Regions from separate parts of the Homo sapiens genome. Here region 2 is linked to region 1. The links are chromatin contacts, found by Hi-C or POLR2A ChIA-PET in ENCODE. All regions are on one chromosome and are shown on one strand. Each heading gives the region's core, a stretch centred on a gene start or an enhancer-like site at or near the end of the contact. The rest is flanking DNA. Distances are from core to core; before and after follow the strand shown. Region 1 holds the start of PEX39 (peroxisomal biogenesis factor 39). Region 2 holds the start of TJAP1 (tight junction associated protein 1).

Evidence for each region. A loop is a pair of places that touch in the nucleus more often than their neighbours do. ChIA-PET counts read pairs that join two places held with the same protein, here RNA polymerase II (POLR2A). Pooled maps may share reads with other maps.
Region 2: a loop to region 1 is called in a pooled map, with 13 times the contacts of the local background. The contact joins the promoter of TJAP1 here to the promoter of PEX39 in region 1. A Hi-C loop is called at or near these places in 7 of 50 pooled maps. POLR2A ChIA-PET finds 5 or more read pairs at or near these places in 2 of 52 experiments (Panc1 and activated T-cell).

What each region holds. Positions count from the first base shown.
Region 1 is chr6:42,888,622-42,892,442 of GRCh38, reverse strand. PEX39 (peroxisomal biogenesis factor 39) reads left to right here and starts at 1,622. Exons shown (of 1, transcript NM_001008739.2): 1 at 1,622-2,178. The coding sequence starts at 1,655. The coding sequence ends at 1,960. It overlaps RPL7L1 (ribosomal protein L7 like 1), which reads right to left. Exons shown (of 6, transcript NM_001366481.3): 6 at 2,543-3,821. RefSeq lists enhancers at 1,171-1,220, 1,281-2,130.
Region 2 is chr6:43,475,346-43,479,166 of GRCh38, reverse strand. TJAP1 (tight junction associated protein 1) reads right to left here and starts at 1,597. Exons shown (of 11, transcript NM_001350562.2): 1 at 1,539-1,597; 2 at 935-1,080. RefSeq lists an enhancer at 454-1,247.

The DNA.
Region 1 (3,821 bases), core at 373-2,872:
GAAGGCACACAAGGCCAGTTTGTCCTATTAAGCTTTTTTTTTTTTTTTTTTTTTGAGACTGAGTCTCACTCTGTTGCCCAGGCTGGAGTGCAGTGGTGTGATCTCATCTCACTGCAACCTCCCTGCCTCCTAGGTTCAAGCAATTCTTCTGCCTCAGCCTCCCAAGTAGGTGGGATTACAGGTGCGCACCACTATGCCTGGCTAATTTTTTTGTATTTTTAGTAGAGATGGGGTTTCGCCATGTTGGCCAGGCTGGTCTCAAACTCCTGATCTCAGGTGACCTGCCCACCTCAGCCTCCCAAAGTGCTGGGATTACAGGTGTGAGCCACCACGCCTGGCCATTAAGCTTTGATTCTTTGATTAAGGTGATGTTCACCAGATCAGTCTAGCTTTTGATACTTTTTTTTTTTTTTTTTGAGACAGAGTTTTGCTGTGTCACCGAGGGTAGAGTGCAGTGCTGCAATCTCAGCTCACTGCAACTTCTGCCTCCCAGGTTCAAGCGATTCTCCTGCCTCAGCCTCCTGAGTAGCTGGGATTACAGGTGCATGCCACCACACCCAGCTAATTTTTGTATTTTTAGTAGAGACGGGGGTTGCCCCATGTTGGTCAGGCTGGTCTCAAACTCCTGACCTTGAGATCCACCTGCCTCCACCTCCCAAAGTGCTGGGATTACAAGTGTGAGCCACCGTGCCCGGCCACTTTTGATAATTTAAAAACCTGACTTTCCGAGCAGTCAGAGCAGCTGTAGCACATCTGACCTGCTTTCACCTTCGATCTTCTCTGGGACCACCAAGAATTGAAGGATGGCAGGAAGTGTGAAGAAAGTGGTGAGGCTCTGGCTGGGTGCGGTGGCTCACACCTGTAATCCCCGCACTTTGGAAAGCTGAGGCGGGTGCATCACTTAAGGTCAGGAGTTCGAGACTAGCCTAGCCAACATGGTGAAACCCTGTTTCTACTAAAAATACAAAAATTAGCTGGGCTTGGTGGCATACACCAGCTACTAGGGAGGCTGAGGCACTAGGGACCCTGTGGATCGCTTGAACCAGGAGGCGGAGGTTGCAGTGCGCTGAGATCGCATCGCTGCACTCCGGCCTGGGCAACAGAGTGAGACTCCGTCTAAAACAACACAAAACAATAATAACAACTAAGAGAGTAGCGTGGCTTGGTGGCGGTGTCACTCCTGAGGCCTCTGGGAACAACTCTACAGTTATGCTTTGTCCCGTGCTGCGGAGCCTAGTATGGGGATTATCCCCCGCCATGCGTTGTATCTGAATCCTTGTACGCGCGCCCGGGGGTGTGCATGAAAATGGGCATGTGCGCGGTGCTTATGTATGTATGGGTCTTTTTGCCCGCAGCGGCGCGTCCGCAGGCTTGTTCTGTCCTGTGCTAGCCTTCAAGTTTTGGCACGTCCGTCCGTTTTTCTTCTTTGGCGCGTCCGTTGGGCACTCTGGGTTTGGCTAAATCGTGGACGCTTCTAAAGCGTTTCTGCAGGGAGCTGGTCAGAGTTGTCAAGTGCTCCCCCAGTTCTGGGCCGGCTTGGTACGGTCTACAGCCTCCCTTTCCTTTCCCCACCTCCCCCATGGTGGTTGCACCCATTCGGCCCGGAAGTGCTCGCTTCTCTGCATTACACGCCGGTCAGGATTCGCGACCCGACATGGAGCGTCCCCGCAGTCCCCAATGCTCGGCCCCGGCCTCTGCCTCAGCTTCGGTTACCCTGGCGCAGCTCCTGCAGCTGGTCCAGCAGGGCCAGGAACTCCCGGGCCTGGAGAAACGCCACATCGCGGCGATCCACGGCGAACCCACAGCGTCCCGGCTGCCGCGGAGGCCCAAGCCCTGGGAGGCCGCGGCTTTGGCTGAGTCCCTTCCCCCTCCGACCCTCAGGATAGGAACGGCCCCGGCGGAGCCTGGCTTGGTTGAGGCAGCGACTGCGCCTTCTTCATGGCATACAGTGGGCCCCTGAGGTTCCAGGTCCTTTGCGGCGGCGATCTGGAGGGCGTGGCTACAGGACCCGGGATGCCATTCAGTTACTCATCTTTTATGCTTTCGTCCTGACCTGTCTCAACTAGACTTGCTCCTGCAACCACCATGGGGGTTTTGCATTTACATTTGTGGACCATGTTACAGTTAAGAAAAATCCTGTTTCAGTCCTTATATGTAATAAAATGTTTTATGATGTAACTTGGCCCCAGAATGATTTTGAAGATACATTAAAGGAAAGCCCAAAGCATTTAAAAAAGCCAACCAAGAAAGACTAAAATCTTGGCTCTTGGAATCAGCTGGATCAGGCAAGGGGCTAGAGAATTAGAGCATTAGAAAGGCTCCCACAGCCACCCTGAAATCAGTCCTTTTATGTTAAGCAGGCCACCTGGCTCAGTGCCTACATACTCAACACTAGATTTTACTTTCTCTACAAAAGCTAGAATGTACCTGGTACGTGCTGACATGACCCTAACCCACAGACGATGTAACAGGTCTACCTTTTCTCAGAAAGGATTGTCTCACAACTTGTTCAACGAATTAGTTATGTCATGGTACATACATATAAGTGCGCAATTTTTGTAACATCTTTTATTTGTATACAATTATAAATTACAAACTTGTTTTATTAGGTTTTTTAAAATTTATTTTTCGTCAACTTAGTCCCTTTTATTTACCAGCAGTTTGCTCTGACAGAATAAATTACAAACTATTGTTTTGTTTAATCCCTTTAACCATCATGTCAGGCACACAGGTTGGAGAATATTAGCTCCCATTTTATGGACAGAGTGGAAACACTGTACCCATATTTAGTGTAAGACAGAGCTGGGATATAAGCCTTGGGCTTCCATAGTCACAACTGCTTTTTTGCATAACTTTGTAATACATCATTTTAAAGTAATCTGATTTCACAATGTTTTACAGTATAGGAGTAACATCTATAGCATCTCTTCTTGGCAGGTTACCTCTGGAGAGAACCAATCTAATTACCTCATACGCTGGCACTTTTTTTTTTTTTTTTTTTGAGACAGAGTTTTGCTTTTGTTGCCCAAGGTGGAGTGCAATGGTGTGATCTCGGCTCACTGCAACCTCTGCCTCCCTGGGTTCAAGCAATTCTCTTGCCTCAGCCTCCCAAGTAGCTGGGATTACAGGCATGCACCACCACATCCGGCTAATTTTGTATTTTCAGTAGGGACAGAATTTCTCCATGTTGGTCAGGCTGGTCTCGAACTCCTGACCTCAAGTGATCTGCCTGCCTCAGCCTCCTGAAGTGTTGAGATTACAGGTGTGAGCCACCGTGCCCAGCCTAAGCTGGCATGTTTTAAGGCAGTTACATCTCTAACTTGATTTACCAGCTATGCTTGAGGGTCCAAGGAGCCAAAATTGCAGCCAAACTGATCTTAAAGGACCAGGGAATAGAATGGTCAAGCATGTTTCCAAGTTTAACCTAGGCCTGGCACATCCTTGCCAATTGCTCAGATGGCAAGTGAGGGGCAACTAAGTGAAGAGAATAGCAGGAAGACCCACTTGGGGTGGACACTGATGAAAAACACAAGCAGTATCAGACTCACTGTTTTCAGGATTAAAATCCCCAGATGCCCTGTTATTGGTCTATGTCACTACCAGTAGGACAAAAGGCAATGCTTCTGAAGACTAGAATATGCAAGGAAAAAATTAAGGTGCCTGCCTGCCTGGGGCCTAACGAGCCAAACAGTGCTAATTTCATCCATGCCAAACAAAATTGTTCATTCCTTGCTGATTTGGGTTTTAAGGAACCATGCTGATCATCAGAGAAACCAGGCAATTCTATTCTGAAGCCCAGGGGAAGAAATGGTGGGGATTTC
Region 2 (3,821 bases), core at 348-2,847, 590 kb before region 1:
GCTAGGGCAAAACACTCACCAAAGGAAGTGAAGGCCACATTCACTGTGTTCTCTGGCTCCAGTCCCTTTCCTTTCTCTCCAACACCAAATCCACTACCTCTCAGGCCATGCTTAGTTTGGCTACTGAGACTGATATTTTTCAAAAGTGGTTTGATGGGAAGATTACAAAGGAGAGAAAAAAACTACCAGAAAAGAAAAGAGCAAGTTCCATGATCCTTTCTTTGCATCACCACACTTGTCCAACTGTAAAGTAGCTCTCAAATATTAGGGGTCTCAAGGATAGGCAGTGCGGTGCTAAACATTCCCAGAGCTTTACATCAGTCCACTTGATCTCTTACCAGAAACTGATCTACATTTTTTCTCTCTAATCCCAACCTGCCTTTCCCTCACCTCTGATACCCCCACCAAAATCCACATCCCCAGAGGAACACTAATGAGCCCTTCTTACCAAAAAAGCAAAAGTAGACACACAGCGAGAATGAATTCAGGAGTCAGTGACAGCAGGTACCTAAATGGTCAGTGAACACGATCAGAATTTGTTTTCTCGTGACTCCCCACCATCTGTCACCCACAAATCTCCACTTCCAGGCAGGACGCCAAAGTGAAGAAGTGATGGGGATATTGAAGCAGAAACAATGAGCATGTAGGAAACTGCTTGTGACAGGGATGTGTTAACATCCTTCGGCCTGGTCTCTAGGCCTCTGTCCAGGTTTACTTGCATAGGTGAAGGCACACAAGGCTTAATTCTACACCAACTCTCAAAAGTCAGCCTGCAATCTACGCCAAACACTAACTTAAGGACCTCAGACAAAGGACAAACTCTATAAAAGTGAGCCCTTTTCAGACCAAATGTTTCTTGGCATCACTCTAAGCCCATGCATCCTCCTCCCAGGGAGCATGCCAGCCAGAAACCTGTCACTGGAAGCCACCTTACCCGCTCTGGGGTTGGACTGGGGCAAGTCGCTATCTCTTCTTCTTTCCAAGTAGGCACTGTAATTTCTTCCAGTCCCTGGGGCACCTGAATCTTCAGCTGAAATTGGGGCAGATGCTGCTAACAGCTGTGGAAAGGCTGATCTAAGCCTAGAAGAGGGTCATTTGACTGGCTTTAGTTCCCTCCTTAGCAGATCTGCCCGGCATCCTCCAGATCTCTCTTCCTCACTATCCCACTCTACTAGAAAGATCCCTTTCCCCTCTGGCCGGCCAGATACAGTCGGGCCTCTATCCCACGCTCCAGGCTTCTTTATTCGCGGCTAAGAAATTTTCCTCCAACTTGTGACTCTGCTTCTCCAGGGCCTGCACAACACCTACTTCTGGCTGCCCCGCCCCCAAATCCCCCTCCCCTAGGGCTGCCACTGGACCCTAGGGCCCCGGTCCGCCCCAGCTCCTTTTTTTCCTCTCCGCCTCGGACCTTACTCCATTCCATCTCCTCTTTTCAACCCTGGAGCCAGTACCCCCTTCGCCCCTACTACAGGCTAGGGCCCCCGCAATCCTCCCCAACTCTGGCTTCCCCGCCCGACTACTCCAACCCCACAACAAACTTTCCGCCGCTGCCAGCTGCGTTCAGGCCGCCATCTTGCCGCGGGGCAGGCCGGGTAGTGGCCAGGGCCGCGGGAATCCCCACGCACTTGGCGTGTCGCGTCATCTGAGGCGGGGCCATGGGGGCGGGGCCTCGGGTTGGGGAGGTGGGACACTAGGTAGGTGATGGTGAAAAATGGGGCTCTCCTGAAAGCAGGGATTGGAGGACTGGCCACAGAAGGAAGGAGGTGTCAGGAGCAGGGCAATAGCGGGAAGCGGGGAAAGAATCCAGTACTGAAAGAAAAAAAAAAAAAAAAAGAATAGGGGAACACATCTCAAAGATACAGTGGGAGAGAGAATCGTGCTACTGGTTCCCCGTCATCCAGAGAATAAAACCAGCTTTTCAGTTTGGCATTCAAAGATCCGCATGATCCAGGCTCTTCCACCTTCATCAGCCTCATTTTTTGCCTCTCCTGGGAACTTCAGGTTCCCAAATTGTCCTTTGTTTTCAGGACATCGGGCCTTAAGATGTCTAATCTCTCTCCTCCTCCTTTGCATCATCAATTCCTCCTATTCCTTCAAACCATCAGCTAAAATGTCACCTCCCCCAGAAAGATTTCCCTTTAGTGCTCCTTTTGCTGGGCATCACTAGCAACTTGTACATAGCTTTACTGTAGCTGTCCCGTGCAGTGTAATTATTTATTTACATGTTATACCACTTTTGCCCTGCTGCTTCTTCAGGGCAAAAACTATGTTTGATTGCATCTTCATACTCCCTAGCAGGTGCTTGGCACACAATAATTGCCTAATGAATAAATGGCATGTTTTCCTCCAATGCATTAAGCATATTTCTGCCTCAGGGTCTCTAAATTTGCTATTCCCCATACCTGGAATGTTCTTCCTCCAAATATTGACTCTCATTTGTGTCTTTGCTCAAGTGTCATCACTTTAGAGAAGCCTTCCTTGGCCACTCAATCTAAATCAGCATCCCTATTCTCCTTTACCCTGCTTTAATGTTTTCATTCATAGTACTTATCATTATCTGACATTATATTAAATATTTATTGTTTATTGATCATCTCCCCACTACAAAGCAAACTCCAGAGGTCTGGGATGTTTTCTTGCTCATCACAGTATCCCCAGTGTCTAAAACAATGCCTGGCATAGTAGGTATTCAATAGATTTTTTTTATTCTGTTTGTTTAATTAATTAATTAATTTTTGAGACAGGGTCTCACTCTGTTGCCCAGGCTGGAGTGTAGTGGTGCGATCTCGGCTCACTGCAACCTCCGCCTCCCGGGTTCAAGTGATTCTCCCACCTCAGTTTCCTGTGTAGCTGGGATTACAGGCGCATGCCAGCTAATTTTTTGTATTTTTAGTAGAGATGGGAGTTCCACCATTCCACCATGTTGGCCAGGCTGGTCTCGAACTCCTGACCTCAAGTGATCCACCTGCCTCAGCCTCCCAAAGTGCTGAGATTACAGGTGTGAGCCACTGCACCGGCCAGTAAATATTTATTGAATGAATAAATGGTATGGAGGTTGGTGATTGACAGATTTTGGAATATACTGGTGGAGAAGAGGGGTTGAAAATACTATAAAATAAGAAAATGCATAGATGGAAGTTACATGACCTCAAGGCCCCACTTAGCACTAACAGGAATGGTAGCAAAGACAAGCCCCAGACTCAGCAAAGGAGAGAGTGAGATGAGGATCAGGTGGAATTCTGCAGCTGGGTCCTCAGGGAGCACAGCCATCCTAGGAAAGCCCCAGGGCACCGAGCAGGCCAGGTAGAGGAAATGAGGAAGGCTGGAGGCCAGGAGTCTCCTCAGACCTAAAGACATCATCCACCCCGAGCCCAGGCCTCTCTTGGCCAGATGGTTCCGGAGAAGCATCTGTCCCTCCATAAATTATCCAGGGCCCCCTCCAGCCTATCCTCTCTGGTGACAGCCGGAACAATTGTCCAGGAATTCCATCTGCTCCCCTGTCCCTCTCCCCTCCGCAGCTCATCAACATTTCAGAGCAGCAAGGTATCCCATTTCCCTGGGCCTAGAGATGGAGCTGGTCTGCCCCTTGGTGAAGCTGATCTCATGTACCCACCCCCCATCAACGCACACACACAAAAACCTCAGCAGAGGCTTCCAGATTCCCAGAGGGAGAGGTCAGCCATTTTTATTTCCCATCCCATCCATGCCTTTCTATCCTATATATCTTTTTAAAAATTAATTTAATAAAATTACACTAACTAAACTAGCCTGGCCAACATAGTGAAACCCCCTCTCTACTAAAAATACAAAAATTAGTTGGG